Regions from separate parts of the Mus musculus genome. Here all the other regions are linked to region 1. A link is a loop called in an ENCODE intact Hi-C map of the cell type or tissue named here. Cell type or tissue: heart. All regions are shown on one strand. Links, peaks and the distances in the headings refer to the core of each region. The heading gives the core; the rest is flanking DNA. Region 1 overlaps Pbx1 (pre B cell leukemia homeobox 1). Region 2 overlaps Pbx1 (pre B cell leukemia homeobox 1). Region 3 overlaps Pbx1 (pre B cell leukemia homeobox 1). Region 4 overlaps Pbx1 (pre B cell leukemia homeobox 1). Region 5 overlaps Pbx1 (pre B cell leukemia homeobox 1). Region 6 holds the start of Pbx1 (pre B cell leukemia homeobox 1).

Region 1 (5,283 bases), core at 670-4,669:
TACTTCCTGTTCCAGACAGAGGGTGCAACTCCAACACCCAGAACAGATTCTTGGAGCAGCTAAAGAAGCCTTGACCTCTGCAAGGGAAAGCTTCAACCTCAAGGTTTGCAGACCCATAAGGCCACTAGGCTCTCCCAAGTCGTCATGGTCAAGACACTCCAACAACAACAAATGACACAATCTGATGCTGGGAACCAGCCCTCTGCAGTTTAGGACTGTCTCCTTCCACTGCTACTACCAAAACCCTCATCTTTTTCTCCTGTTTCTACTGAAGACACAAGGATTGGATGGCTGTGCACTTGCATGTGACTTAGGAAAACCTTATAGGAAAGGAGTCACCACTTGTGAAGCCTAATTAAAAGTCATATATCCACTCATTGGTTCACAGCCTCTACAGTCAATGTTTACCGGATAGTTCTGTGTGCAGAACTGGGTAAGCTAGGTGCCTCGGGAAACATGGAGATGGGTGGTATAGTCCCATCTCAGGAGAAACTGAAAGAAAAATTCAATGGGAAAATTACAATGCTTACTTTACAGATGAACAAAAAGTGTCATGGACACAGTCGAGGGATTCATTTTAAAGGCTTCATTCTATTATGAAATCATAATATAAAATCATCAAAAAGATGAGAAAGCAGAGAACTAGAACATAAAATATCTTAGTTTGGGTTGAGATTGGCCTGGGCCAGTCCAGGCCCCTGCCATGAGGCTGAGCCTCTTCATCCTTCCATCTCTAGGATGGCGAAATTCCATCGCTTTGTGAGCAAGAAGGTTTGCTAACTAGAACTGAAGACCTAAGTCTCCGGATCATAGGCGTGAGTTAGAATTATTATTTGGAGAATGTAAGGCCTGTGGAGAACATTAGGAAAGCTGTTCCATTCCGAGAGTCCCGAGGTCTTTCCTCATGTATAATACTCGGGTCCAACCTGAACATGTCCTCCTCTGTACATACGACAACTGCCACTTCTGACACCTTTACAATAATGACAAGGAAAGCTGGTGTCCTATCTCCAGGTCCTAAGTCTTCTACTCAGTACCATAACACAGGGTAATAAGGACCTGCCAAGGCTATGTAGGTAAGGTAACCCACCTATGCTGATGCAACAGATACAGCTGTAAACACCTCTTCATGACGGGTGTATTCGACAACAGGCTCTCCACTGATAGCACGCAAACCCTCTCCCAGCTTAGCTTTCAGTTACTATGAATTTTCTCTGAGAACCTAAGTTCCCTGTATTGAGTAAACTGGTGATGCTGAATTGCTAATAAAAAATGACTTATATCAATAGTAGCACTAATTTCCAAAGAGAACAATACAGAGTAATACAGGGAAAAAAAAGAGTTTGAACTTTTAAAACCAGACCATTTAATAACTCTATCCCACTGACTCTGAACTAAGATAATGGAGGATGCTGGCCCCTAAACTGCCAAGTGATGGGGTCATATTGTAGCTTGTGAGCTGCAAGATCATCCATGCAGAGATCCGACAGAAGGCCTGGGACTGAATCCTTTTGTATTTATCTGATTTTTTTCCTTCCCCTTCCTCCTCTGACACTGTCATTTGTCCTCTCTACTTTTATTTTTGGGTCCAAGAGACACAGGTGGTTCTTATTCCAAGCTGTAGGAGAGATTCTGCTATTGAAAGATTAATGAATAAAGAGAGCCTTGTAAATAGATTAGCATGATAATGGTCATAATACTCTCTGCTGCCTTCTGTGCCTACTTTGGTCTGTGTGCCCTGAAAGTGCCTCCCCTCCCCCAAGCTCGGGACCCTTTTCCCCTCTTTCCCACCACTCAGTTCTCCTATTTGAATCCTAGAAAGACAAAGTGACTCCTGAAACAGGCAGCTGGGGAGAGAGAGAGAGAGAGAGAGAGAGAGAGAGAGAGAGAGAGAGAGAGAGAGAGAGAGAGAGAGAGAGAGAGAGGGAGGGAAGAAGGAATGGGGAGGACAGAGATGGAAGGAATCAGACAGACACAATGGAGAATGGAGAATACTTAAAAATCTGTTTCATTTAAAGATGAGGGGATTTGCAAAGAGGGTAAGGACAAAGAAAATGCCAGACCTCACTGTTTGGGGGCTGGGCATATAGCTAAGTAGTAGTGTGTTGGTCTAATGTACACGAGGCTCTGGCTTTGAGTCTCAGCATTGCAATTACAGAAACAACAATAAAAAAACATATATAACACTACCAGGATTCCTGTTTTATGTATTGCTCACCACACTGTATTTCCTCTTTTTTGCTTTAATCTGGAAGGAAAAGCTAGCTACAGACTTGGCTTGTAGGGGCAAGTTCAAGGGGGCTTTTCCATGAAAGATTTACTAAGAATCTGAAATTGGCTCCTCTCGGAGAACTTACAACCCCTCCCCGAGGTTATGAATATGGAATGAGCGGGATGCCTTGAGCCGCATTGAGTATCAGAACGAGCTGAGAATGTCTGTGTCCCTACTTCTTAATCCTAATTCCGTGTCTGGTCTTTGCACGAGTGGGGATGTGTGTGACTTTCAAGGAAAGGTCCCTCTAGAGAGATGCTGTGAAGATTTCCAGGCAGTGTGGATTGAGTCAGAAAAGCCACATCATCCCGCCACTGGGGAGAGTCTGGAAGAATAGACTCGCAGAACCTCGGCACCTAGGCTTGTCTGCCAGGATGGAAACTCCAACCACAGCAGAAGCCGCTGAGCTGAACAGGCAAAGAGCCCACACACCAGGCCAGGAAACACAGCCGCTTCCCTTCCTTTGTCTCCAAAGACCTGCTTGCCTTTTCCCTCATTTGAAGAGAGCCCAGAGCACCAGGAGCCAGGCTGACCCTCTGCCTCCCTGTGTTGATTAACATCCCCTCCACCTCACACCGACCCCCATCGGGGCACACATTACCACCCACCCCACCTCCTTCCTCTGTGCCTTCTGCTATCAACCGGGAAAAGGGAATCTAAAAATAAAGCCGGGGCCAGAGTGTGTACCACTCGATTGGGCTCCTGTGTTCACAGCTCTGCTTATTTTGGCCTATCTCTCCCCAGCGATAAGGCCGCTAACAGCCTGTTATCAGCCAGTCGGTGAAAATGTGCTCCAGCCTGATTAGGCCTTAGTCTTTGCCAAGGTTATAAACAGCCGTTATCGTTTTCCCGAACAGAATAATCCGGACAGTATCAGCTCAGAAACATATGGACCACACAGAGAAGATAGCCGCTGACGGACACTTCATTTTAATTGTAACGAGTGGGTCGCAGCAGCCCGCAGACAGGCAGAGCTGCCCGATTGGCAGCAGGGGTCTCCTCTTCTCTCTCTTTTTTTTAATCCCTTCTTCTTTCCCTAGGTCCCAACGCCCAAGCTACTGATATTCTGGGTGGCATAATGAACTGGGCCCTACCCCAGATGTCACCAGTCACCAAGAATGACCTTTCCCTAAAAGGCAGATGGGGCTTTTCTGATTTTACTCTATAGAAGAAGGAAAAAAAAATCGTCACAAGGGAACCCATACAGTTCTCTGTTCCTCAGCCTCCCAATTTGGTGGCCCACTTCAACCTGGCTCACCTCCTCTGACCCCCCTCACACCAGGTGTCCATAAGGCCCACTCCCACCTCCCTGTTTTTAAATACCAGGGCCTTCATGGGCTAAACCTGAATGTCTCTGAAGAATTCACAGCCTTCCCTCCGCCTTCCCAGTGCAGACATTTATTAGCCACGGCCGAGTGTGAGGTGGAAGTGTTGCGTCTGGAAGGCTGGGGTCAAAGGTCGGTCGCACTGTCTGTCTCCAGGCCTGCACAGAATTCTTGATGGCAGAGATCTCAGCTCTTGCATGAAGCCAGCAGCCACTGTGCTCTTCCCCTGGAGTGATGAGTTTTTTTACTTCCCCCTTTGCATGACATTTGACGCAAAGTGGAGAGCAGGGGGCTGAAGAACATGGAAGCACAGGCCATAGCTAAAGGGTCCAGAGAGCAGGTGCACCTCGCCTCGCCACTAGGCTCCCTTCAGGGCCTCACTGTTATTGTGCTACATCTCACACCTGGCTGGCCAGATGGGGTCACTGAGAACAGGTGGGGCTCTAAGGCAGATAAGCACCCTACCTTGCACCAGCTGGCCACGTTGGTTCTTTTTCCTGCATTCAAACCTCAAGTAACTAAAGATCTTCCAGTGGCTTTTCCTTTGCTGACATACTTTCCCAGTTTCCTCTCCACCTCCCCAAGTATCTTGTCCATCTTATCAGAAAAAGCAAGCAGCACCTCTCACTAACAGTTCACAGACTCGGTGCATTCAGTAGACTGGAGAAGTTTTCCCCAGATGAAGCTCAGCTCCTGGTGGCTTTCTAAGAAGTACAAACAGGTTAGAATCACAGAGGCCATAAAGACAAAGCTGTGTGTTCACGAAGAATTCCAAAAAGCTAGCACAAGCTTCCTGTCTCTTATCTGGGCTTCAGTTTCCCAATCTGCTGAGATAGGATGATATTACTTTGCCCTGGAAGAAATATTAGCAAGACCCAGCAAGCTCTGAGCATTGACGAATGAGCCATGTTGGTTTAGCCGTGATATAAACGTACTCGTGTGATCCTCAAAATAATTTTGGGATTCATTTGGAGGCAGCCTGATGGCTGTTGAATCCCTGTAATTCCAGAGTGTCTCTGTTCCCCTACACCCCACATCCAGGCACCACCCTTATGCCATGCTTCTAGAGGTATGTGACCAACTCATCTACCCACTCCACATCCACTCAGTCCCTCAGGACACATGGAACACTCTGGCCCTGAGACACTAGTGGCCTTTCAGTGTCAAGTGAAAGTTGAGTTGCTGATAATGTTCTTGCAAATACATCATATTCAAACGGGAAAGAAGGCATACTGGTAACGGTTGAAGTGAGCCCGAGGCACATTTTTGTTTTAATTCTTTTTTATTTTTCCCATGGCTGTTGAACACCTGCATTTGTGCTACCACTTTCCCGACAAAATAGAGCTCAGATGGCTTTGCAAACTCGCTAAGGGGCTGGCCAGTGGACCATGCAAGCTGAGGCAGTGCTCCACACACGCCATCCTGGTGGTCTTAGCTCAGTGCCCTGACAGCTTCTCAAGGTTATGAAGGTCTTTCCTAAATTGTCACTAGTATCTGAAACTATCTGGGGAACATGGGAGCCCCTTGTCAGATAGCAGGTGGTGCTCAGCAGCAGCTGATTCAAACTACAGTGTTTCCCTTCCTTTTTCTAGTCTACTTTCTGTTTCAGTGAACCCAGATTTGCTCCTTCACAGAAGGGTTTTTTTGTTGTTGTTTATTTGTTGTTGTTGTTTTGATATGGTTTTT
Region 2 (5,283 bases), core at 541-4,540, 92 kb after region 1:
CTCTCCTTTCACACAAACAAATAAACACACACACACAAACACACACACACCAAGTAGATGGCATTTAAAGTTATTTATTTGAATGGCAATAATGACTAGTTTTGATTTGGAAAGTTAATGTCATTGAACCGCTGGTCAAGGTCTTGGGGGGCTATAGCATTTTAGCTACAATACCCTCCTTATTCTCTCTGATTAGCAGCAGCACGTGTTTGAGAGGCAGCTGGCTAAGGTGAAAGGTTAATTTCGTGGCCTTGAATCTCAGTCCAGTGAACAGACGCCAATGGGGGCTGGACCTCATCACCTCGTTCTCATTAGCTCTACCCAAGTGAGCTTAGGAGCCGAAGAAAAGAGCCTTAGTCACCATCACAAAGGGAACTGGAACTATATCATCACCAACACAGAACCAGTGGGCTCTACCTCATATGTTGAAGAAGTCACAAAAAAAAATTAATGAAGGTAAACTATTTTATCCTATCAGGAAAGCTGGACTCTTGGGAGGTTTTATAATCAAGGCCTTGGGATCCGGCCTCCAAGAGATCAAGTTCCAAGTTCATCTTTTAACAGCTATACAGTCTCGAATTTAACAGATTACCTACTTGAATCTCAGTCTCAAAACTCTATCAATAACAATAAAGATACCCCATTCCTCAAAGGTTTTGATGAGGATGCAAGGAAACGATGTTTGCCAATGAACTTAGCACTGTGCCTATCCCAGGATAAGAACCAATAACACTCATAATTACCCATTTATTGACCTGTTTACTTATTCATGTATGTAGTTAGTTACTTATTTGGGGGGAGGGCTGGGACCTGGATTTCAGGGCCTTCCGCATGCTTCCCAAAGATTTCTCCCACTGACCTCCACTCTTAGTCTTCTTTCAATTTGGTATTTTGAGACAAGATCTTAACTGAGCTGCTTAGACTAGCCTTTGCTCTGTAACTCAGGTAGTCCTTGAATTCAACAATCCCCCTGCCTCCGCTTCCCAAGTAGCAAGGATTATCAGTCTGTGTACCAGGACTGACTATATTGCTATATTTAAAGGAACCGAATCATGTCAAGAATAAAGTAGGTAGCATTAGCAAAATCATCATCATCATCATCTTCTTCTTCTTCTTCTTCTTCTTCTTCTTCTTCTTCTTCTTCTCTCTCTCTCTCTCTCTCTCTCTCTCTCTCTCTCTCTCTCTCTCTCTCTCTTATTATTTTTATTTTGTAATTCATGAAAAAAACATGTGCTTCTTAAACCTTTACTGAAAAATCTCAGTGTGAGGCTGAGACGACTTTGGTCAGGTTTCCATCCTTTGCAGAGATTTCTAAATTGAGAACTTCGATGTCTGCAAAACATGATTCAGCTAACTAAACTTATTTTATTGGTACACTCCCAGGAATACCTTTCTCAGAGGAGATACACCCAACACGGCACTTAATCCTTGCAAGGTATTATTATGTAGCCTAATTTTTTCCTATCAAAACCAAAATAAAGATCGGAAGATGAGGTTCCCAACCACACATCAGAGGAGACAGATGAAGAGTGGAGAAGTCTTGGAGGCAGAGAAAAACCTCAGGAGGCACAGGAGATAATACATGAGGAGCCCAAGGACACTGACAGGAATGGTATGACTTCTGGCCTTGGCATTGCTGCTGCCCGACCTGTTCATACATGGTAGCAGCCCAAATTTGTAGGGCAGCCATTTAAAGGCTACTAGGAAACTCTCAGCAGCAGCTCTAAGGCCTGAATGGAAAGAGTCAAAAATTCTCTTTTTCATCCTTCCCCCCTGGGCTCTCATCTTTGGAGATTGCCATGGTGACCACCTAGAAGGCATCTTAGTAACCAATACCCATATCCTTTGCCTTTCCAGATGCCTGGCTCTTAAGCTCCAAGACTCTTTTAGGCATGTGGGGCCAAAGGTAGCCAAATTCCAAAGCCAACAGTGCTAGACATGCCCTCTCTCCCTCCCTCTCCTACTTCACCCCCTCCTCTGGTGACAGGCCACCTGTAATTGTCTCTTTGGTCTGACTTATTGGTGATGTGCATAATCCAATGCTGCTACTAACTGAGTCCTTGCCCAGAACACACACACACACACACACACACACTTTAGTGACTTTGGCCATGTCTAGTGACTGCTTCCCAGGGCCATCGCATCAATCCAATCAATGCTGGAACAGCTGGCTCTTAATAACACTGGATTAAACAAATCGATTACAGAAAGGTCAATTTGGTACCTAACATTTAGAATGTAGGGACCTGAGCATTTGGCATCTGTTGGGGACCAGTGCCATATAAGGTCAGGAATCTTACTCCGGAGTAGAATTCCTTACCTGAACAAAGGAAATATTGATCCTGAAAAAAAATAGTCATGGCTTTAATGTTCTTATATTTACTTGCATGAAGAAAACTGAATGAGGGGCAAAGATAGCACACACACTGTTTTAAAAATTCCTCGTGGTTGTGTGTGTATATAATACTGCATTCAACAAGACCAAGGTAAGAGGATCAAACTCCACGCATTTGTATTATAGTCAGAAAGGGGCCACCGGTTGGAAAGAACCGTGTCCACACATGTCCTTTGACCTCCTGAGAAGTGAAAACGGTTGAGACATCTCGGGAGATGCTCACAGTCCACCTGACATGTCATGCAAAGGAAGCCTGAGCCTCCAGTTGGCTCTGCCCCCTGGAAACCTGCTTGTCATTACCATGTGTGCTGTGAGAAGCCCAGCCGAATGCTGTAAAATGTGTGGAGCCCATGTTTTATGAGCTGCCTCCACAGTTCAGAGGGTGAAAACAGGCAGAGGGAAGCGGGATCGCAGACCCATCATCGGCCAGTTGGCAGACATCAAGATGCAGGCAGGAAGTCAGCCAATGCTACAAGTCACATGTCAACAGAAGTGAGGGAATGGGGTGGGGGCGGGGGTGAGCACAGGGGGAAGGAGTGAGAAAGAGAGATTGGGGGATGGACAGGACAACAGGACCACGTAGCAAGCAAAGGGAGGTATCTGTGGGCTGACCTGCTGCGGCCCGTGAACCCTGAGCACAGAAGGAATCACAGCCAGTTAGGGAAGAGCTGCCATCAGTGTCCTCATTTTAGACTCCTTGAGCCTCTGCCATAAAAGGAGGTGTGTCCTTGGTTAGGACATGTAATGCACTGTAAAATGAGAACGGTTGAACCACTGGTCCATAAAACAACAAAAGCAGCCCCACAGGGCTTTTACAAATTTACACACGCACACACACACACACACACACACACACACACACACACACACACAGACACACACAGAGAAGGGACGGGACCACACTTCTCAACAGGGAACACCTCAAGTCTAGGAATCAAATGCCCAGGTACTGCTAGGCATGGGCTGGACTGTGCTTGGCTTCAGATCGGTCATCCCACCAGACTGCCATCTCTTGAGTATATGGGAGTCTTCTAGTCAGATCCTACTTTATCAGCAAGACACCAAGGCCTGACAGATCCCCTAAAAATCACCTCTCTGGTTCCAAGTGCTTTAAGGGGTCTATCTTGTGGCAGGCTTAAATGGAGTGTGCTTTAGGGAAATCCTGCCTTTCACTCAAAATTGGTCAAGTCCTAAAGTGGGGTTTGAGTTCCGCATTTTCTTCCCTGCTTTCCCTAGAGATGGAGACGGGGAAGATATTTGCATTGTATCCACTAATTATGCATACTAGTTTATTTATTTAAACAAACAAACAAACAACAAGACCCATGCATAGCATGAGCTAGGTAACTAGCACTGTGCTGACAGCTGTGTCTCGTCCCTGCCCCCCCCGCCCCCGCCCCAGGGGAGAGTCAGAGCTCGCCTACACAGCGATCATAAAAACAGAGTGTGCACACCTTAGGACACAGACACACAGACCCTGCTCTGGGGATCCCAGGATGATCCTGGAGGGAGTTAAGCATAGCTTTACTGCAATCCTGACATTTGAGCAGGTGGCTGTGGAAGCTCACTAGGCTGCACCGAGCCACGGGAATGCACATGAAGCAAAGGACACTGTGCAAAGGCTAAGAGTCCACCAAGGGTGTGACCTGCTCCCAGAAGAAGGACAAGTTCAAAAGTGGTTGGGTTTTGGATTCAGTCCAGCCTGGTGTTTGAAATACATGTCTAAGAGATGGCCCTGATGGCGTGCCTACACATATGGTTATAAAACATTACACTTTGAAATGTGGAGCATAAGGCTTGAATGAGGGCCCCACCTACATCTTCTAGATGCTGAGAAACTAGCGCACAGGGTTCCTGTTGTTTGTTTTGCTTTGTTTTACCAATTTGCATTTCTTTAAGGTAGAAAGAAAAAAAATGCTTGAAATATTATCTATATATCTACATACACATGTATGCCAGGATATCTACATCGAAAGGTTTCTTTAAGGAAAGTCTCATGTGGTATTTCCTACATGCCAGGCACTGCTATAAACACACTGTGTTTATTAGATACATTTGATCTGCCCAGTAATCCAGTAAGGTAAAGTCTTTCTTGTTCCTCATACCTAACCCATCAGGCAGAGAAGTATCAAATAACTTGCCAGAGTTAATCAGCCAGTTAACATCGGGGTCAGGACTAGAAAATGAAGACTCTGTGGCCAGTGTTCCTCGCCACCACTCTCACCCACCTCCTCAGGAGACCCTGGTACCAAGGTCACTCCTGGAAGGGAGACCCTGACAGAGACGGAAGCGCCATGACCTTTCACCTTTCGCCTTTTCCACCCTCGGAGCAGGTGGTGGGAGTGGGTGGGCGGGCAGGGGGGTGCTCCTGGGGAATGCCATGCAGACATTCCTTATAGAACACTCTGTGCCTTTTGATTCCAAAGAAACAAATGGTAAGCTCAGAGACATGGAGCTGTGCTGAGTGCTTTTATAGTCACAGGTACTGAGCACAGAAAGGTAGAGGGGAGGCAGAAGGAGGAGACCACAGGCCAGGTCAGAAATGTGGTCCCTCAGACCCACCACAGGGTAACCTCCCCAGGGACCCCTTTCATTCCCAGTTCAGTTCAACTCCTAAAGCCACTGAGGCTGGAAATTAGGATCTCAGCAAGACAGCACAGTCCAGGGCAGCTCCCAAGGCTGCATTTGCAAACAGTAGGTGGCTGGGAGCCTTAAGAGCCAAGAAGGAAAACACCTCACCCTTCACCCACACTAGAGAGATCAAGACCCCACCTACTCCCACCCCCACTCCTCGTTCCCACCGGCTTGAACTAGGAGCCCACATATTAATTATACCATGCCATGGTTCATTTCAGCAAAAACCAACTATCATCCTCCTGACCTGGGGG
Region 3 (5,283 bases), core at 743-4,742, 56 kb before region 1:
CGCAATGGCTTTGATAGAGAGCTCGGGCTAAGGCTGGTGCTCTGAAGTAGATGTGATCACATCTGAGAAATCTGATCCTGCCTAGGAGACACTTCCTGGTCCTGAGCCAGCAGGCCACTCCTTCTCCTGATGGGCTCAACCACTTATCATCATCATCATCCTGGCACTGTGTGTGTGTGACACTGTCTGTCTGTCTGTCTGTCTGTCTGTCTGTCTGTCTTTGTGTCTGTGTGTGTGTGTGCTTGCTCAGACCACCAACCAGCCATGGCAGACATCACAGAGCCTTGCGTTTCAGGCTTTAGTCAATTATGTCTACACAAAAGCATTTGGGCAAGGCTACGAAATTCCCCCACTGCTCCATCTCTTCTGAAGTTGCAGACGTGTGGTCCAGGGAGTGAACACAAGTGCTCAGAGTTCAGTGCCAAGCCCCAGTCAAAGTTTTGTACGTTGATCTGTAATTGCAGCAGCAGGGGTCACTCTGCAATGGAGTAAGTATGTGGACTTTGTAAAATCAGCCATAGCTCTTGCCTTTAAGGCATCTAGTGAGGTTTATAGCCATGCTCTAGAATATCAGTTCTCAACCTATGGGTCAAGACCTCTTAGGGGTATCAAATGGCCCTTTTATAGGGGTTGCCTAAGACCATTAAAAAAATTAACCCATAGATATTTACATCATGATTCAGAATAGTAGCAAAATTACAGTTATGAGGTAGCAACAAAAATAATTCTATGGTTGGGGTCACATGAGGTATTAAAGGGTTACAGCACTAGGAAGGTTGAGGACCACTGCCCTTAGAAGTCCTCTGAAATTTATTCTCCTAGCTGACATCTTATGAGGTCATATCAAACAAGTATATAAAGTGGCTAGGTAAAGTAGGTAATTGATATCACCTCTTTGACTAGAACTTAAGGTGTCTAAGAGGCTTTAAACTCTGTGTGTGTGTGTGTGTGTGTGTGTGTGTGTGTGTGTGTGTGTGTTTTCAATACAGACTAAAATGAAATGTGCTGTTTAACCCCAAGGCTCATGGCAAAGAACCAGGCAGGGAAAATTCTGTTTCAGTTATCCACTGTGGTGGGAGCCTTGCTGAGAAAGAATGTTGCTGTTGGGTTTCCTACCTGTGGATAAAATGGATTTCACAGATTTTTGGATGAGAGGGATCAGGTGACTTCCCGGGGATGTATTAAATGGCCTTTTGAATTCTGGCGAGGAGATCCTGCGCCCCATACTCTTGGGATATGACCCAGACAGGAATCCAGCTCTATCCTCTCTTACCAAGCGCTCTGATTTCTGCATTCCATTCTTCTTCCCTCATGGTCTCCCAGCCCCCCTTCCGGCCTGGAGGCCCAATCCCCATCTCAGGCAGGCAGGGCTGGCAGGGGCAGATGGGTAATTTTCCCTTTCAGCTTTAATGGCTGCTATTAACAATAAGTTGCCCTGCCCTACTAATGGCTCAACTTTCAGCTTTTCCTCTGATTGCCTGTGAGTAACACTGTGTCACATGAGCTGTGTTTAACAGAGGTGTAATAAATGCCAAAGAAGAAATATTACCCAAAATAAAAAATAGTTTGTCCCAGTGTGGCCAGGAGCTCAAGACTCCCAATGACTCTCATTTCAGCTTCCAAAGCATTTCCATTTGCATTCCTTTTTTTTTTAAGGGTCTCTGGGGGCTTTAAGAAAGCTGTTTTAGGAGAAAATCCAGAAAGACTGTAGCGAATGTCAAGTGCAGGGAGTCTTGTGTTCAAGACAACAGACAGAGCAACAACAAGGGAAGCTCTAAGTCAGGAGGAGAGAGGCAGATATGAAAGAAAGGCCATTTATTATTACAAACAAGGCAGTCTCCCTTCCTTTTTGTGGTCAGAACATCAGGTCTGGCTACCAGGGAACAGATTCAGAGATATTAGGCTAAAGAATCTCCCAATCACCCCCCCCACACACACAGACAGACAGACAGACAGACAGACAGACACACACCCCCCTACCTAGTTGTGCAGAAAGACTCAAATTCTCCTTTTATTGTAAGCAAACCCTGCTCTCAGTTTGATAATAAGCAAAAACCATTCTGTTGTCTGTCTCTCAAATAGTAGCTGGTTGGAACTGTTCCATTGCCAGAGAAGAAAGCAATAAACATTGAAATCCCTTGGCAATCCCTTGGTTGAAACTGTGGGCAGGAAGTATTTCAAATCCTTACGGTGTTCAGGGAGAATGAGGAAAATGACAGAGAAAGGAAGAGGTCTCCCAGGAGGCCTGGGAATGAAGTGTGGCCATCCTGTGGAAGGGGAGCTCTTAGAGCAACAGACTAGGAGAGGGCAATTTTCTCAATCACTTTGCTGACAAGGACTGGCCAAAACGCCCAAGCAGCGGTACTCAGAACAAATGAAGGTACAGGTGCTGCGTGTGTGGCAGCCCGTGGCTCTCCCTCAAAGTTCATTGCCCTCTTCTCCTTCCTGTATCTCTCAAGCTCACAAGCACAGACAGCAAAACATTTACTGTGCATCTAACGGGAAGACAGCAAGAGATGGAAAGACACAGAGATGCTGGGTCTTGGCTTTAGAATTGCACTTGTTCAAGAAAAATCCTCTGAACCGCCAGTGTAAATAGAGAGGGTGACAAGTTTCCATTGTGACAGTAGACAATGCATCTACATCAAAACATTATGTGGTATATGATGGATACGTACAATTGTGTCTGTCAGTTAGAATGGGAGTCGCTGCAGAGAAGGGTGGGGTGGAAGCAGAATAACTGCATAACCACACTCTATGGGAGAAGATCCATCAAGAGAGTGTGGTAGCCTGGACAGGTGCAGTGCACCCTAGAGGACAGTCTGGGAAGGAAACAAGGTAGGGAGGGAAAATGGCTTTGCCCTGGCAGGTCTGACTAGAAGGAGCAAGGAGGTCAAGGCACACAGAGCACAGGAAGGGACCACTTGTGGTGGAGCGCCACATGACCCTGGTCATGTGCATATAACAATGGTTCCGATAGAGGTTCACGCCCTTGGTCTGCTACTCTTGATCTCTGGTCCTGGGCAAATCACTCTAAAGTATCCATTAAATACCAAAAGTGGGACTCATAGGGCCTTGTGGGTCAACTGCTCTATGTTTATTAAAACATACAACTGAAGCGCCAGCATTCTCTGAAAAGGCACTGAGAGCTGGGCAGCCTTCTAAAAGCATGTCGGGATGGTTTTGCTTTTCCTTGAACGAAAAGATCTCACATAATCTCATCCACATTGTGCAACATGACCCACACCCACACCAGGCTTCAGAGGCAGAGTTTCAAGTCTCATATTTTAAGAAAGTTGCTCAGAAAAGTTGAAACCAGCTCAAAGTGATAGAGTGCTCCAAGTAGAATTCTCCATGACCCGAGAGCTCAGCATGCCCCTGGCTTGTTTGCTCTAATTCAGAGCCCCGTGGACAGCCTGGCACTGTCTAGGAGTCAACCACCATTTTGTGACCTGAGACGGGAGAGTCAGATGGCAGGGAAGCAGGGAAGTGCAGGCACGCAGACACAAAGTGAAGACTTAGGCATGGTCTAGACTGTTTCACAGAGCAGGTGAAAGAGGCAGAAACTGGACGCTAGTCCCCGGTGGTAGTAGTAATATCACAAAACCTTTTCCTGTCACTCACAGACCAGTCATTCCTAAACAGTTTGCGATACAATCTCGGCCACAGATCTAAGGTTCCCATTTGGTACCTAGGCCGGAGATTCTCACAGTCAAGCTTCCTGCTTATGATGTCACTTCCATTGGCAAGGCACACACAATAACCTAATCCGATCTTACAGGGGCTCCTGACAAAAGAACTTGTTCTACTAGCTCCATTAAATAAATAACACAGAAAAAAAGGGGAAGGGAGTTGCACCCAGGTTTCTCAAGCGGGTGGAAGGCCTCTTCATCCTCTCCTATAAGTAGTATCTCTGGTTTCTAATTCTTCCCTGACGTACATGTTTTCCTGCAGTCAGAGTCAAATATGAAGCTACCTCAGGTCATATGTCATGTGTGGAGACCAGAAAATGACATAAAATCAGAGAACAGGTCTGTAGTCTGAGGCCCACAACTCATCCGTGAGGTTCTTCAGGAGCCCCTTTAAAGCCTTTAGGCAAAGCATCCAATGGGTAAGGAAGCCAAACATGTACAAGTCTAGGCGAACAGATCCACTCCCATGGACGTGAGTGGCTTTGTCAGTGAATGGGTTCTTGGCCCTAGGTGGGGACAGGTGAGACAGAGCGAGCTGGCTTGGAGTGGCAAGAGAGCTGTTCCTTTTGTGAAAGTGGTAAGCTGCTTTTCTGTTGGCTCTATGGTTCCTGCAGACCCAAGCAATGGTTCTTGGGGACTGGGGCCATCTACCAGGTAACTGTTGGGTGTTACACAATAGGAAATGGAGGAGAGAAAAATGCAAACTCATGAAGCAGTCACTAGCTTCTCTTCAGACAATGTTCATAGTAAAGACCTCCGAGAGTCTTGGCAAGGTTGGGGAGCTGAGTGACTTTGCAAGCAATGTAGCAATGTAGGCCCCTTTTTTTGTTTTGTTTTGTTTTTAGTGTTGGAAATGAGACAGAGTGGGTATTCACTTTGTTGGTGTCAAGACAGTGGGTGCAGGGAGCCAGGGTTTTGAATTCAGATTCCAAGTTCTATCTCTATGACTCTTAGCCCCAGAAGTTCTGGACAACATCACGAAGCTTGTGTCCTTCACTGTACAGCAAAACTGGCATTAACTATAGAGCCCTGCTTGTCCCAACGTACCTGAATGACACAAGCAAAATGTTAACACTTGCTCCCTTTTCAAGCCCCCTCTGACAGGGCTTAGAAATGATGGTTCAGTGCCAAACACACATGCTGTGCTCAGAGAGGGCTGAGTTGGTTTCCGCACCCATGGGAGGCAACCTATAACTTCAGCTAGGATATCTTACGCCACCTGCCTTCCAAGGGTGACTTCACACATATTCTTGGGCATACACAGACCTTTAAAAATAATAATAACTAAAGATAATATAGTTAATATAAAAATAATCAAAACCAATCTTGAAAGCATGACTCAAAGGTACCCCAGTTTAGCTTAACTCTGCTTCTTGAATGAAAGTCACTTTGCTAGGCAGGCACAGTTACTGAGGTGTCTCTGCAGGAATTCTAATACAGGAATACCAAACACTAGCACTCCCCTTAAGAAGATGCGGAGTTAAGCCTCATTCTGGTTCAAACAGCAGGATTCCTTCCTGGGAAATCTTGTTCTATTTCAATACCCTGTGGGGGTTTTTTTTTTTGTTTGTTTGTTTTTTATTTTTTTGTT
Region 4 (5,283 bases), core at 1,232-5,231, 140 kb after region 1:
ACTTTTTTCTCCTATTCTTCAGTCCCAAGAAACCCATTTTCCAGCCCACGTAGACACAGGCAAAATGCAGCCTATCGCTAACATGTAAAAGGACAAGTGACAGTTCTTTAAAAGGAAATTTGATTGTAAATGACCCAAATTCTGTATTTAAAGCAGCTATGGTCCCAGACTGACGATACAGCTGGAAGGCACATCTGTAAAGTTTGTTGCCGTGGCTCTCAACAGGGTCTGCATGAGGCTGAGCGCAAGCTGTAACCTGAATATTTTGTTGGCATTTTATTTTTTACCTTAGCGTTTATATTTTAAAAGCATAAAGTATCAAAATAAACACTTCCCCACACTCAAAAGCAAAACACTCAAGTTCATCTACTTTTCAAAAATCCCAAAGTAATTTCTGACTTAAATACCCATCAATCAACTATAATTCAGTCCGTGCAGCCTGCCTTAGGTATCATGCACGTGTTTTTTGTTTTTGTTTTTTAAATACCAAAAAGGTTGATCAGGCATCTCTGTAAGTTTTCCTATTTACCTCAATCTTCCAACTAAATCAATAAAACCCAAGAAACAAAAGCAGCAGCAAGCCAACACAACACACCACACACACACACACACACACACACACACACACACACACACACACACACACACCCCAGCTCCTGGCCAGAGTACACAGATCTGCTCTACCCTGAATGGCCTCAGCAAGGCCACTTGTTCAGTGCTGTGGGCCTTGATAGTCCCAATAAGAAAAGTTCCAGGACAGCACAGAAGCATGTGACCTGGTCTTTTAGACCACCTTTTTTTTTTTACTAGTTTTGGAAAAAGAGAGGGAAACAGACAGACAGACAGACAGACAGACAGACAGAAACGGGCACTGAAATGAAAGACTTGTGCAACTTTCCAGACACTTTGCATTCATTACCCCAGGGCATCAAAGGCATGAAGATACACAGGCAGCCCAGATCCTGAACACAGAAATCACACGGTTCTTAGTAATAAAAGCTGATTTTAAACACAGTACTGTCTGCTCTACCACTGACACCTCCGTCTGTTCCCTCTCTCCAGCCTCCCAACACTCAACTGGAAGAATAAAAGCGAGTTCCTGCTCCCCCGAGTCAGGAATCCTCTCCATAGAATCTTGTTTTGTACCCCTCTTCACACAGGAACCATCACTAATTACATTACTTCATAAGCTATCCTTTAAGGCATCCTGTATCAATAACACATAAAACTTCAAATAATATTATTTTTAAGACTCCAACCATATTCATATTGACAATAATTTAAAAAAACAACAACAACAACCAACAAACAGATTAATATCTTCCAACCATAAGAACATCATTTTGGCCAATTCGACAATTTCTCCCCACTTCCACCCCACCCCCGGCACCGTAGCCAATATTAATCATGGGCGAAGTCTTCACTGCGCACCTGAATCGGACCTCTTTTCACAGCCACCCACTTTGATCTACACTACCTCAGCAGGTTTTAATTAGGAGATGAGAATTGAACACTTGGGCCATGATGTACAAGTCGGTGACCTCAGTGGTACCCTTCCCAATAAAAATACAGAATACAGTATCTTTAAAGAGAAACTCTCCTTCTGTCCCTTTAGTTCCGATTCCTTCTTATTGTGACTCTACATTTCATGAACCGAGATTAGAAAACAAAACAAAACTCCAACTTGATGAGAAACAAAACCCGCCATTCAAAGTGAATAACCACAGAAGACTTCAAACGAGAAGGAAAATTAGGAGAGAAGGAGACACATAGGCACACGAGCCCCCGGCTTCCTTCTCTGAGCTAATAGAAAGAAGGAAAGAAAGAAAATAACAAGACAAAATAACAAGAAAAACCTAAGAGGCACACTGAGGAAGAGCTCCTTTGATATCGGTATGCACAATCAATACATCTCTCAAAAGGCGCCTCTCATGGCTAAAACGACGCAATTATCAGCTCTGCAATAAGGTTAGGTCCTGGCACAGGCACCTGGATGATTCAGAGGTCTGGGAAGCCTGTCTCAGGTGCTTTGTCTGCGTGTTCCATCCCCTACAAGCACCATCCAACAAAGGAACTATTTACTAATTTCACAGACATTTGAAAGACCTGAGTAATTGCATATTCAATCAACAGTGACCCCTTGAAAAGATTCTTTTTTTTCTTAACAGAGAAATCCAGAGAGACATTTAGAGAGACCTTTAAAAGGAGAGACGTAAGGAAAGCCACCTTCCGCAGCCTCCCCCCTTCCCATGTGTAACTATCAATGTATATCAACCGAGCATGCAATCATATCTATTGTCACTTTCATTTATGTCATGCCCTTGCTTATATGGTTTAGATATGAATTATTGACTGTTATACACCTTGTTGTAAAAAATAAATAAATATACGGGATGGCAGGTACTTTGCCCGGCTTTAAAGTGGGCGAGAAAGTCAGAGACCAGCAGCCGCTCCCTGTCTGCATGCACCCCCCCAGTCCCTCTTTATGCCCTGGCGTTAGATCGCCTTCCCCACCCTTTCTTCTTACAAGGGAGCGATTTAACCCACTTTGGAAAATTAAGGACCAAGATAAAGAAACAAGAGGACAGTTGCTAAGTGGCCTTTCTCCGCACATCTGTTGTTTAAGAACACCTCTGATTGATGACTGCGATTTTTTAATTGTTGCTTTAAAATTTAAATGCCCTCCTGGGATGTGTTATAAGTGTGTTAGTCTATGATATGAGGCTCAGAAAGTAGCAAAACAAGAGAGGGAATGATCTCTGGATAACATAGTGCCCTAAATCTAAAGAGGGTCGGTCCCTGCTAGAAAAACCAGAGGCCATTCAAAAGCCCGTTCACCTAATATTGAATTGGACATTCCACAAAGGTATTCCAAGACACTCTTTTGAGAACCTCAAGTTGGTGACTCTGTGTAAATACAAAGAACAAAGTGGCCAAAAAAGAAAGGAAACAACAGCTTAGCTCTTACTCCCCTGCCCAACAGCAGGGGTGAGAGATGGGGGTCAGTCATTGTAGACAAAAATCTATTTCTTCAGGAAATGGATTTTTACATTTGTATTTTTCCCCCAAAGGCATATCATTCTATAAATTTCCCGTCCAAACCTCTGCCTTAGCCCCAATTTCAAAAAGAGTTGGGGCCAGATTTAAAGACAACATACTGCTTGAAAGCGGCTGTCAAAGCTGTTTCCCTTTAGAGAAAGCAGCCATGGACTTCCCTGGTAGCGCTTGCATTCTAAAACACTAAGGTCCCAAGAACAGCAGAGGAGCTGCAGGCTCAGCGGGTTTAACTAGCCAAAGAAAAAGGCCCAAAGGTTGGAGTTTTCATTCCTACCTGTTTTTTCTTTGATTTCACACAACACATTAAACAAGGCAGGCTTCATTCTGTGGCAGTTTAAAGCATGTTTTCTGCAAGAAAAAACAAAACAAAAACAAAAAACAAACACAACAGCTTAGGTGGACACTCAAGATCAAACTGATAAGGTACAGAGGGGACCTCAACACTTAGCCAAAAAAAAAAAAAAAATATACACCAAGCCTAACTCTATGGCATGCTTCAGTTGTTTTTATGACTTAATATACAAAGTCCCACCATAGCAAAAGAAGCAATGGTAATTAGCAGTGAGGGTAGGGATTTAACTACAGAGCAGAAATAACCTAAATTATGCCCATTAGGGAAAGGGTTTTTCTTTTCATCTTTCTTTCTTTCTCCCCTCCACCCCTTAGTAAGTGGTTAAAACCAAAGTGGAATTCTTCAACCAAGAATCCTACCCAAGACAATGAATGCATCAAGGCCAAATGCCTAGGTTAACAGTTCTGTATAATCTCTGTAAGGGCCATAGCCTAGGAGCTGTGCCTCTCCCTCTGTGTGTCTGTGTGTGCGCGTGTGTTTTCAAATTTAATTCATCCATGTGTTCGAATTCATTCTGCAGACGCCCTGTCTTCTCATAAACATAAGATGCTTGAAAGGTCTTGTGAGTAGAACTGTCAATTTATAAAATTTCAGTCCCCAAGTTAAAGAGTATGGAAATGCATTGCCAGGGGGCAAACATACCCAGATGGGGAATAAATTCATTTCTCTGTGTTCACATTATGGCTCTTGTGCGCACACGGCTTATTTGCAGGTGTTGAAATTCAATTATTTACAATTAGGACCTTGCACCCACTGGGGAAAAAATAAATACAATTTTGCCTTTTAGATTAGTGATTTACCTGTGGTTGTGCATGTTTGTACTGGGAATGCACTTGAGGGACAGAACAATGCCCTTCCTTCTAGTTTACTATAGACTCACTTAGCAGAATGATATTGTTTTGGAAACAAAATACTGATGTTATCAGCTACTAGCTAAGGGAATTCTGTTTACTAACTAAATGTATGTGTAAAGATAAGCAGAAACCCCCGGGCACTCAAAACACATTCAATTCTTTTTCAATCAGTTTTAAAGTTAAAAAACAAAACAAACCAAAAGAAAAAACAAAACAAAACAAAACAAAAAAAAACAAAAAAACAAAAAAAAACAAAAACAAAACCCCACATCCTCCAGAGAGGCAGGGATCGCATCACAAACATGCTCTGTACAATTGTAACAGGGGAATAGTAAACTCGAAATTCAAACCGTACATACACACAGCATCTAAAATAGTTATGGCTTACTTTCTGAATTAACAAATATGCACTTCAAATGTAGAACTAGTAAGAAAGAAAAAGAGCTTAATAGTCTAAGTAGTTACATTTTTTCAAGAAAAAAAAAAGGTGGGGGGTTAGCAACCTAGTTCTCAGAAGGGGTTAAAAAACAGAATGTTCAATGTATTTAAGATCTTTTCTGGGTCTTTAAAAATACTTCCCACTAGTCTTTTTTTTTTTTTTTTTTTTTCACACACAGGCCCAAATGCAAAGAATTGGCAGCTCATCTAGAAGCTTTGCCTCCCCACGCTACACAAATGGGGTTAGAGAGAGACAACTGGATTTTTCCCCATCCCCAAACTGCATCTGATCTTTCTCAGCATCTAGGCCATTAAAGGGGATACCCGCTGAGAAGAGTTTGTCGTCAGTTTCACAAAAAAGAGAGAGCAGAAAAGTAGTGAGGACCCACGTTCACTGGCCTCTTCCACTTCAAGAACTTGTGATCAAGCCAGTTGATCAGTGGTGTCTGAGTGTATTTTTCTGGAACAATGTTATGGAGGAATCTGTTCCAATTCAAGAGAGAGTTGCCAGTGGGGAGCCTCTCGTTTGTCATACCCATTAGCTTTTCTTCAGATAATAACATTGGAAAAGAGGACCAATTA
Region 5 (5,283 bases), core at 869-4,868, 72 kb before region 1:
GTAAATGCTCTAATTGAATACTCATTCAGAGGAGATTGGGTTTGCCAAGACTCATCACAATTGCTTTACAGACATGTAAAGAAAGGTTCTACCAGAGATTTGAAAATAAGAGAATGAAAAGAAGAAGAAGAAGAAGAAGAAGAAGAAGAAGAAGAAGAAGAAGAAGAAGAAGAAGAAGAAGAAGAAGAAGAAGAAGAAACCCAGAAGAACCGTCCTCCGTCCACACACACATTGCACCATTTCAATTATACTCTACTCATGAAAGTAAACTACACTGGACAATGTGCAAGAAGTAGGCACAAATAGGGGAGCACTTTGTTGTGCTATAGTACATAGGAGGTGATTGCTCTGATGGTCTTGGGGTGCACGTGTGTGTTTGAAAAAGGCAGAGAATCTTGCAGGTCTGTATTTCTTCCCAGGACAAGATTTCAAGATACTAGTACAACAACAACAACAACAAAACAAACAAACTGAGGTATTTGGATTCACTGACCCGGAAATTGTTCAGCTAGTCAGTTAAAAAAAAAATGCCGCCAGCTTTAAAGAAATAAGCGATACGGCTAACAGAAGTGACACTTCCTATTTATGGCTTGAAGTCAGTACTCTGGTGAGCTGGATACAAAATGCTTATTTAAAAGCTCCTTTTTATCTCTCTAGCACCATGCAAGACTCAAATGAACCTTTCACTGGGACACCAGAGATGTTAACACTCGTCCTCCAAGATCCAATTTCAACCAGCCGAGCTGTTACCTAATCCTGCAGCCATCACATATGATCAGGTTCCCGCCTCCCTGATGGGTGCCCAGCACCCCCTCCCTCCTTCCTTTCCCTCTCCTGCCCAACAGCTTTCCCTGAAACTGAGCTTTAAGAGTCCCCTTGCCTGTGCATGCTGGTCATACAGGGTCCCAACAGCCCCACTGGCTGTACATAACACCAAGATATTTATCCTTGTTAGCTAATAATTCTTAAAGGGGTTTCCTACTCACAAATCACTGCCTCCCATTCCAATCACGACAGAGACCAGTCACGACAGGTAAGTGATTTATACAGAGGTTGTCACAGCCTTCAGAAAACACCTGAAGTCACATCAGCTGCTATCACTTGCCCTAGGGTTAATCCGGTGCTAAAACTCCAGCGATAAGGAGACTGTCACAGCCTGATTGGAGCAGCCCTCACAACTGGCCTCCTGCTGTTCATTCTTTATTTATTTTCTTCACACAAGGAGAAAAACAAACCAAACCCAAAGGCACATTCAAGAGAGCCAGTGGGAGGTCTGTGCAAAGGATTGTTTTGTCCTTGGCTGAGCAACACAGCTCCAGAGTCGCTCCTGGCTGATGCCCACTAGAGGGCACTCTCTCCCCACCGAGGACTTGTTTAAAGAAGGGTCCCATAGCTACCAACATCTCCATGGAGCTGGGGAATTGGGATCTACTCCGATTTGAGATTCCCAAATGTGGGCAGACAGGGAGGAGGGCATATTAGCAGAAGGCATTGTTTCAGGCTATGGAGTGAAGCTTGAGACTCGCTCAGCTGAGCAAGATAAAGAGATGGTTGGAGAAGGGACATAAGACTTAGGGAAGGCTTGAGGAAGTCTCTTCATGGTTTCAAGGTACCAAGGCAGAAGAAGGTGCCAAGCCCAAGCCAGGCAGAGCTCTGAAGCCAGTGGAGAAAGAAGTAACCTGCCCTTGTACTTCTAGAAAGTGAAACCATTCATCCGCTGGGACCCTTTGTGCACATTGAATTGTGTCACCTGATGACAGAAAGCACACGCTCTGCTAGCACACTTACAGATTATAAAGGTACAGAAACTTGGCTAAAACAAGGCAGGCTCCTGCCACCAAGATCGAGAGCTCCTGGAAGCCAGTGGTGACATGGTGATCTCCCATGATCTCCCGGATCATGTATTATGCACCTCTTCGGGTCTTTTCAGCGCTCTTGTGCACAGCAGCCAAGTAGGATGTAGAACTATGGCGTCTTAGGCATCTGTGTCCTGCCACAGCTGGTTCCTGACACGTGCCCCACCCTCCGGTTGTAAGTTGTACAGAGAGAACACGTTTGCTCTCCCGTCTCTTCCAGTGCCCATTTCCCAAAACTCAGATCTGCCTTTCATATGTGGCCATTCTAAACAAGCAATGCTATGCTGACATTAAGGCAATGGCTCTCTGTGTGAGGGAGAGTCACCCAAGCACAGGACTGGTATCTGTGAAGGGTTCCCCCGAGGCCTAAGAGTACACCAAACTGCTTTAAGCTTTGTAGAACACCTCCCCCCTTCCCAACCCCTTACTCCTCCACCCCGACCTTTCAGGTTCTGTCATTTCCTTACAGGCATAACCATCCACAAACCGGTGGACACTTCTCCAGCTGGAAAATGACTGTGCTATGAACTGATTCTTCTAAACAGTGTCGGGACCCACATCTTCCATTCCTTAGTAGCCTGAAGCTTGGGGTTGTACTTATAGGCGCTCTTCCCCCGAAGTGCTCAAGCCTCTTCCGTCTTTGATGGAAAAGCTGTCTGGGTGAGTTATTTTAAAGAGTCGTCTATCAAGTAAATGGAAATGATTAACCATTTGATTCCCCCAGTTTCACAATCCAGCATTACAGGCAGCTGCCAGACAACGGTTGATGGATAGGCTCCAGAGAGCCCAGTACTGACGGAACTCAGACCTTAGAGGACCAAGCGGGAATCTTCCTGGCTGCTGGCCTAGAATGGCCTCTTCAGAGGGTTCCAGTGCACAGAATCTATAAATCTGGGACTCACTCTGATACTCAGTATTGTCCCCTTAGAATCACACAGGGCTTCGTTCAGGGTCAAAAGCCTCCTAAAGTGATACCACTTGGTGTGAAGACAAGATATCTTTCAATCCTTCCAATATTTTTCTTGGCTTATTAGCAATCAGGTATGCATAAACAGCATATGATATCAGAAAGGGACTTGTAAACTTCCTTCCAGCAACGAGACAGTAAGATCTTTAAGGATTTCAGTGCAAGCATCTTTATGGAGTGTTTCTTAAGGTATCAAGGCCGCACTGATTTTTCAAAGGGCGCTCTAGCCAGGACCTGGAAAGTGCAGTCATTTCTTCCCACTTGGCTCAGAGCCACAGCACGTGGAGCTGTGGGTGAAGTTTCTAAGGCAGGGGATGACAACAAAAACACAGGACACTCTTGGGATGGTTTTACTATTTTGAGCATTTCTGTTTAGGGATTTTTCTTTAGAGACACAGCAAGTTCTTCTTTTCTCTGGGCTAGCTTTCGGCCCTTCTGGTCACAGGGCTTGTACTTCTCAGGGGATGTGCGGGCATGGATGGATCCTATTCACACGTTCCCTGCTTGGCACACCGAGTCTCCCCGGGCCAGCTGGCAGAGAGAAAGTGAATGCACTGGGCAACAGGCGCCTGCATTTCTGGATGGGTGCCGGCTGTCTGAGTGACGGACTTATAGATCTTAATAGCTAAAGCTTGTATGGCGGCTCGGGAAACCCCCTTTGTCCCAAGAAAAGCTGCAGAAGTCGGGGGGTTGGGGCATGACTTCATACTGCCTCTGCCTTCAGATCCATGTATTTAAGACATCTGAGGAAAGGGAATGAGGCCCGGGAGAGGGCCAGGGTAGGGTGTGTAAGGCCTGGACTGCACATGGGAACTCATGACGTGGGAAAGCATCCCTACTTAGTTATACATAAGAAGCATGGGAAGTGTGGAGCCAGTGGCTGGAGGATACTGCACACCCCATGGAGAGGAAGGCTTCTTTCTACAACAGCACCTTCTACACCAGCTCACTACTGAAAGCAGGAGGGGTTTCTTGATGGTCTCTTGCCTTAAACTGAAAAGGTTTTGTGGATTAAAGTCTCCATAAGATGCCCAGAGCATTGCCTGGTTCTTGCTAGGGCATGATACGTTTCTCAACCCCACCACCAAGTTCTAACAGCCAAGAGAACAGACGTGTACATTCGGGCTTCTCTTCCCTCAGGTCTATAACACGGCATGAGGAACCATGAGAAAGTACACTGAGATAGAAGGGGGATATCTCCATGCTAACCCACATTATAGACTCTCACTGTGTGACTTTGCCTCTTAGTTTCATTTTCCTCATCAACAAATAAGTAGTGATAATATTAATTTGCCACCATTCTGATTATAAATAAAATAACGTTATTATTGTTATTTATGATGATGATGGTGATGACAGTTTTTTTTTTCTTTTGAGACAGAGTCCCTCTACATAGCCCTGGCTGTCCTGGAACTCACTCTGTAGACCAGGAGGACCTTGAACTCACCTCTTCCCAGAATTAAGGACATATTATCACCTGGTCCAACACATGATTATTATTTACTAAAGTATAATCCAGTGTTTGGTACATGGAGGGTTCCTCTGAGGCTCAGACCTGTTATTACATCACTCCTAAGGTGAAGGCTGGAAGATCATAACTTCAATATCACCCTCAGCTACAAAGCAAGTAGGAGGCTCCCCTGCACTGCGTGAGACACTGCCTTCAGGAGGCTGGTATGCTGGTAAAGAACTAGAAATGATCGTCTTAAGAGTCTGGTGTCTGGTTCGTGTATGTTACAAATCTGTAACAACGAAAGAACCAGCATAAGCCAGTGAGTGCGCTACATACAAAGGCACGGATACACACATATAACTACATACACATACAACTCGTGTGCTTCTGAGCAAGGCCTGGTCAGTGATGACATCATATCCCACAAACCACTCATTCTTCAGTGCATCAAATACATTCCAATGAAGCATCTGGGTTTTCTCCCCCTTCCTGTCGTTTAGGCTCCTGTGTTACTATTCTCCTAAGCACTGTAAGGTCCCCACTGCTTTAAAAATCTTATGTGTTATTAACCTGAGGAGGAGGAGGAGAGGGCCACCTTGAGTATCGCTCTTTGGGTGCCACCCATCAGTTTTTCTTTTGAGATGGCTTCTCTGTTGCCTTCAGACTTGCAGACTGGTCTAAACTGGCCGCAGGAGCTGCCACAGGTATCTAGCCACCCATCTCCTCCTCCCGACGAGGCCTAGGTTTTGTGTGTCTGCTTTTTACATACACTCTCCATATGGTTTTCTCCCAGAGCCAGGAAGCATCTGTGTCCTCCCAGCCAGCCAGGGCTCACACTGGATGCCTCCGCCACGCCCAAAGGCTGGGAGACCCTCGGGAACCATTCAACTCGGAAGTAACCTCACCTTATGTCAGACAAGCTAGCCTGGAAGTCTCCCCTTTAGTGGTTGCTTTCAAAGTTCCATTAAAAATACATAAATTCTAGTTAGAAGAGAGCAAAGACTCTA
Region 6 (5,283 bases), core at 159-4,158, 140 kb after region 1:
CTACTAACACAGAGCTACCTTGCTTTTTGTGTTTGTTTGTTTGTTTATTTTGAGTGGGGAGTGAGGAAAAAAAGACCAAATAATTATTATTATTATTATTATTATTATTACGGAAGGGTAAGTGAAGAAGAAAAAAAAATCAAACTTGCTGAATTAGCTTAGGAGTCAGCGGGATCTGCAAATAAAGTGTTCTTGGGACATTTTTTTTTATTTTGTCATGTTCCGAAGTCCCTCAACTACCGAAGGCATGGAATGCGGCTCGGAACTTGACAATTCTGCCTCCTTCATACACTTTTTTAAAGCTGTAAAAAAGTGCCGAGGGCCGCTTTCGGATTAGTTGGCAGTATTTTCGGCGTGGCTGCGTGTTTTTGTGCATTCATACAAATACCTCTAACAGACACACTCGCACAACATCTATCTACACACAGCCATATCTCAGCACGGGCGATCACACTTTCGATAACAACGCTTCTTTAAATTTTACTCCTCCGCCATAGAGTTGTTTGTCAAAATGAGAAAAGAAACAACATTTTAGAAGAAAGCGCTGTGGTGATTCGGTTCCCATTGTTTCCCCCTGCGAGAGGGAGGGAAAAAAAAAAAAACAAGAAAGGCAAAGAAAAGCCTCCATCTCACCTGGCCTGCGCTTCATCCAAACTCTGGTCTGTGATGGTCATAATTTGCTGTAAAATGTCCCCGATGTCCTGCTTCCTCCCGCCCTCCCCCTCGGTCCCTCCGGCCCCATCCTGCAAGTGCTGGGACAGGCCGGGGTGTCCGGCCATCCCGACCCCAGCGTGGGAATGCATCAGCCTCGGCTGCTCGTCCATCTCTGAAGGCTCCGGCAGCCCCGGCTCTTCCTCTTCGGCTCCTCGGATCGGCGCCTGGGAAGCACCGAGGCTTTTTATCCTTCAAGCTGTCTTCAAATCCTTTTCAGGATAAACAGGGACCAGGGTTTTAAAAAAAGAAGAAGAAGACCAAAAGGGGAAAAAAAAAATCTCTTTGCCTCTTTAGAGGATGGTGGGAGGATGGGGAGGGGGAGGGGGGCGTGAAGGGGTTGCGGGGTGAGGGTGGGGATAAGGGCTGGTGGGGAAGGGTGTTGACTCCAAAAAAGCAAGAAAAATAAACCACCTTCCCACTTGGCGAAAAGAAATCAGAGCCGCCTTTGGGTTTTTCAGTCCGATCTCCTTTGCAAGGCAGAAATGGGCTCCCGGCGCTTAAATCTGTGGCTTAATCCTTTTGCAAATATGCATTGATCGGGAGAAAGGAGAGGAAGGCAGGGGGATTGCAATGCAAACTTTCCCCCCCACCCCCCGCTGCCCCCCACCCCCACTCCGGGCCAGAGTGATCTCAAAGGGGGTGGGCTGTAGCAGAAGCCAGATCACCCCCAGCCGTGGCGGCAGGCAAAGCCCAAGCTCTTTCCTCCTCCGTGTCTCTGCAAACTCCAGCAGCCCCGTCAGCCTCCTGCTTTTGTTTAGCCCAGGCTCAGGACTCCAGAAACATATACAGAAAAACCACAGCCTGAGAGGAGGAGGAGGAGGAGGAGGAGAAGGAGGAGGAGGAGGTGGAGGAGGAGAAGGAGGAGGAGGAGGAGAAGGAGGAGGAGGAGGAGAAGGAGGAGAGGGGAGGGGGCCGAGGGAAGGGGGGAGGGAGCGGAGAGGCCAGGAGGCGGGGGTCAGAGGAGGGAGGAGGGCTCTTGAGCCCCGCCCCCTTCTATGATTGGCTAGTCCTGAAAGTGGGCTCCTCCTCCCCCTACTTTCCACCCAGCGTCTCCTCCTCGGCCTCCTTCAGCTCCTCCTAGCCCGGGAGTCTTGTCAATCAGAGTTCAGAGGTGGGCCGGGAAGGAGGCGGAGCTATGACCCAGTCTCCAGTTCTTAAAGGCGCAGAGAGACCTTAGCTTCAGCTCTTGTCTGCTTCTCTTAGGCTCCGTCCTTGAGGGAAACGTGGCTCCACTTAAACGCAAGACTGTAAAATTAACACGAAAGCACACAGACGGTGTGGATCCCTCCGCCCCACCCCTCGTTCGTCTACGCGGTGACGCTGCGGTAGTAAACTTGATTCTCTGAAATCCTTAGACCTCAGGGAAACTGTTGAAAGCAAAACTTTGTTATATGACGTAGTTAGTAAATAAAATCGGGCTGCTAAGATAATGAATAATAGATCAAAGTCTAGGTAGTGGATAATTTGCAAATCCTCAACTCTATGCCAGCAAAGAGAATATAAATTGTCATTTTTGTGGCATAAACAGTAGCTGAAGTGTGGACTTTGAGGAATAAAACTCGAGAAAAATACTAATAAATAAGTTTACCAAAAAAACCGAATTCAACATTTCTCTTCCCCCTGAGGGAAGTTGGTTATTTGGCTTAAACACTTAATAAGGGATTGCATTATCACAGTCTGGTTCTAGTTTTTAATATAGTCTAATAAGCATTAATAACAGGGAGAAGAAGGAAACTGACATTTATTGAATGCCTACTATGCACAAAGTAATTTACTTGAGTTATTGTATTTAATCCCCAAGACATCTCTGTGAATTATGGATTATTATTCTCATTTCACAGAGAGGAAACTCAAAAAGGTTAAAGAATTTGTTCAAAGTCCATAGTTATAAAGTATCAAAGCTAGAATTCATACCCAAGTTTGGGTGGATTCTTAGCAGGCCTCACACTTAACAGCTCCATGTGAATGTGGTAAAAGTTACTTGCATGTCTGTTGCTTGTCTAGCTTGCAAACAGACTTAAGACTTAGAAGAACAGATCTTAAAACAAGAAGGCTGGGATTAGAAGTAAAAGGAAGTAAATGAATTAAGAGAAGCCAATAAGGAGTTAGAGCCGGGGTAAATCCACACATTTACCTTTATTTTCCTTTATTCCAACCAACAGTAGAACCTGATTGGGCACTTGGTCTGAATACCCATAAGATAAAATAACACTCTCGTCATTTAGAAAAATTCTGGACTTCTTGGGACTATTCTTCTGTGTAGCCATCAACCCTTTTCTGGCGTAGATATAGTGCCAAAGGAGCCACTGCCAGCCTCAGTGGCACCAATCAGCAGAATGGGAAGCAGCCACCTAGCCAAGCACTTGGAGATCCTCAAATAGAATTTTATCTTTTTCATCAATCATTATGCAAACATTTGGCAAGATAAGGGGCCCTGAGGGAAGCACTTCAAAGCAGCTCTTAGCATGCTCATTGGCACCACTGGTAAAAGGGCATGCAATAATGCGTATTAACTGTACTGACAAATCCATATTACTTAATAAAAATGGCTTTATTCACACACATATCTCAACTTGTAAACTCTTGGTTTAATCAACACTTATCAGAAGTTGAGTAAAACTATGTACTTAAGTCACATGTCAATCTCGGCCCATGTGGGCCAAGACATAAATCCCTTGTCTCTTACAACATGAGGTAGGAGCAGAGCCTATAAAGAAATCAGTTTTGAAGCAATTGGTTCTGAGTCGTGAATCTCATAAAGTGTTGCCAGGTCAAGTATTAAGAGAGGTATCAGTAATACCATAAGATCATTATCATTGAGGCTCAATTTTGCTATGGGAATTAAGGATGTGTACAATATTAATAGAACAAATAACTAATATTTATTGCTTACCATGGTATTTTTCCTGTTCAAGGTACTTAGGTCACTACAACTCATTGGTCTCAATTCTTATGCTTTAAACTGTGACTCTATACTGTTGCCCAAATAAATTACAATATAAATAATCGGTACACTAGAAAAAGCACACACTGCAGAAGAGATGAAAGAAAGTGAAGATCCACTTAGAGTAAGCGCAAGTGGGCTTTGAGGCAGTTTGAAGGACAGATTGGTTCTGGAAGGCGGGCGGGGTTCACAGAGGCTTCAGGGTGTGGACACAGTGGAACTAACTTTAAGGAGGTGTGACTGCCCAGGCAGCGTTGTGCTTTCTCCCATGGAAAACTGAGGTCACATGAGTGACTGCTTCAAGCATGGGAGCAGGAGGCATGGCTAGTTATACAGTTGTCCAAAACTAGCAGGTCAATGACTCAGGCTGCACAAATCGTCTGAGAAGGGGAGACCAGGTTAAATCCCATCAGCCAAAAGGCAATAGAAACCGGAAGGCAAGGACAAGGTTGAGATGGTATCAGGATGGTACCACTGTGAGAGCCGACTTGGTGTGAGGGAGAAAGATAAAGGAAATGGCTTCCAGTGTGGAATAGTGCAGCATTGATACAGTCATAATTATAGCTGTGGATACAATGTATCCGGGGCTGATACATTAGCACTTCATTTGACTCGTTTAACACCCAATTTAAACACCTTCCTAGTCTATGGTAAAGAAGCAAACTTCCTTAAATTCCTAGACAAGTACAGACTAGCATCACTCAGTGACTGGCTAGGATTTAGTCCATCCTTCTGTGGATGTTTTGTTGTATGGACATGGATTGTACTGAACGTACGAAACTGTTCTGTCACTAGATTGTACGATTTTGTGTGAACATCTCTATATCCTGCCTTCTGACCTTATTTTTTAATGCAAATAAAGGAAGTCAAAGGGAGAAAACACCTTAGGTGAAATAAAATGTCTAGGCTTACATTAGGGAAGTTATAAAAGTAGGTTCTGAGGAAAAAAAAATCCTACGTGCAATTTCTCAACTTTATGAAGCATAACAGAAGATGGATACTAGTTTTTATTCCTTTCTTATCTGGACAATATTTTCCTTATAATCTCGCTGTTCTATAAATGTGTGCTGGAAGAATTCATAACTCTGGTGACCATGCTGAACATCAGAGGAGCTGAGGCCTGCTGAGTCCTGCTTTCCGGATGTGAGTCACTATCAAAATTTTACCAAGTAACAAAGCAGCTTTCTCTTCGTCTAACCTAATTCTAATGCGCCACAGAGTCATCCCACCATGCTGACCTCTGTGGCAAGACTAGGTGACACTACGGGTTCTCTTTCAAACTTCTTCAAACATAGTAGGACACAGTTCTCTTCACTGAAGGGAAAAGAACATGGTGTGGGGCATGAGTGAAAGGACCCCACTCCATTTCCTGGTAAACGAGGACTTGGATCTGTTGGCATGTTCAGAGACAGATTCACAACCACACACATGGTTCTATTTTCTAAGAAATACCTTTTTAAATTTTTTATTCAGGATTAGTTCCCAGACTGTCAATGGCTCATTAGAAGTAGCTACTGAATGATAGTCAATATACTATCAATGTTAGGACTAAACGGCCAACAGTTCAGACCCTGGAATGCCAATCAAAGGTGTAGGGAAGCATTGATGCTTTACATCATCATGGT

The links. Peaks named below come from ENCODE experiments on the same cell type or tissue, not always from the same donor. Only the 100,000 strongest peaks of a DNase experiment are listed, where the experiment ranks them.
Region 2: it touches region 1 in a loop (2.2-fold over the local background); 5 of 42 quality-filtered maps call a loop at or near these places.
Region 3: it touches region 1 in a loop (2.1-fold over the local background); 4 of 42 quality-filtered maps call a loop at or near these places.
Region 4: it touches region 1 in a loop (3.0-fold over the local background); 5 of 42 quality-filtered maps call a loop at or near these places.
Region 5: it touches region 1 in a loop (3-fold over the local background); 5 of 42 quality-filtered maps call a loop at or near these places.
Region 6: a loop joins it to region 1, with 3 times the contacts of the local background. A loop is called at or near these places in 5 of 42 quality-filtered maps.

What each region holds. Positions count from the first base shown.
Region 1 is chr1:168,285,333-168,290,615 of GRCm38, forward strand. All of the region lies in intron 2 of Pbx1 (pre B cell leukemia homeobox 1), which reads right to left. Among named protein-coding and RNA genes, the nearest start is that of Gm51671, 58 kb to the right of the region's middle. In heart, for the core only: no CTCF peak of the experiment used is centred there; DNase peaks (open chromatin) are centred at 2,859 and 3,759; H3K4me3 peaks cover 1,609 bases; H3K27ac peaks cover 4,000 bases.
Region 2 is chr1:168,377,598-168,382,880 of GRCm38, forward strand. All of the region lies in intron 2 of Pbx1 (pre B cell leukemia homeobox 1), which reads right to left. Gm51671 (a long non-coding RNA gene) reads left to right here. Exons shown (of 2, transcript XR_003948152.1): 2 at 1-5,283. Among named protein-coding and RNA genes, the nearest start is that of Gm51671, 34 kb to the left of the region's middle. In heart, for the core only: no CTCF peak of the experiment used is centred there; a DNase peak (open chromatin) is centred at 2,924; H3K27ac peaks cover 1,840 bases.
Region 3 is chr1:168,228,937-168,234,219 of GRCm38, forward strand. The region is part of intron 2 of Pbx1 (pre B cell leukemia homeobox 1); the gene reads right to left. Among named protein-coding and RNA genes, the nearest start is that of Gm51671, 110 kb to the right of the region's middle. In heart, for the core only: a CTCF peak has its summit at 2,811; DNase peaks (open chromatin) are centred at 2,925 and 3,375; H3K27ac peaks cover 1,145 bases.
Region 4 is chr1:168,424,538-168,429,820 of GRCm38, forward strand. It overlaps Pbx1 (pre B cell leukemia homeobox 1), which reads right to left. Exons shown (of 9, transcript NM_183355.3): 2 at 3,332-3,405. Among named protein-coding and RNA genes, the nearest start is that of Pbx1, 5.0 kb to the right of the region's middle. In heart, for the core only: no CTCF peak of the experiment used is centred there; no DNase peak of the experiment used is centred there; H3K4me3 peaks cover 3,895 bases; H3K27ac peaks cover 2,889 bases.
Region 5 is chr1:168,212,988-168,218,270 of GRCm38, forward strand. The region is part of intron 2 of Pbx1 (pre B cell leukemia homeobox 1); the gene reads right to left. Among named protein-coding and RNA genes, the nearest start is that of Gm51671, 130 kb to the right of the region's middle. In heart, for the core only: a CTCF peak has its summit at 1,346 (motif pointing right); DNase peaks (open chromatin) are centred at 1,344 and 3,344; H3K27ac peaks cover 1,350 bases.
Region 6 is chr1:168,430,681-168,435,963 of GRCm38, forward strand. Pbx1 (pre B cell leukemia homeobox 1) reads right to left here and starts at 1,489. Exons shown (of 9, transcript NM_183355.3): 1 at 634-1,489. The coding sequence starts at 824. In heart, for the core only: no CTCF peak of the experiment used is centred there; DNase peaks (open chromatin) are centred at 801 and 1,811; H3K4me3 peaks cover 2,218 bases; H3K27ac peaks cover 2,247 bases.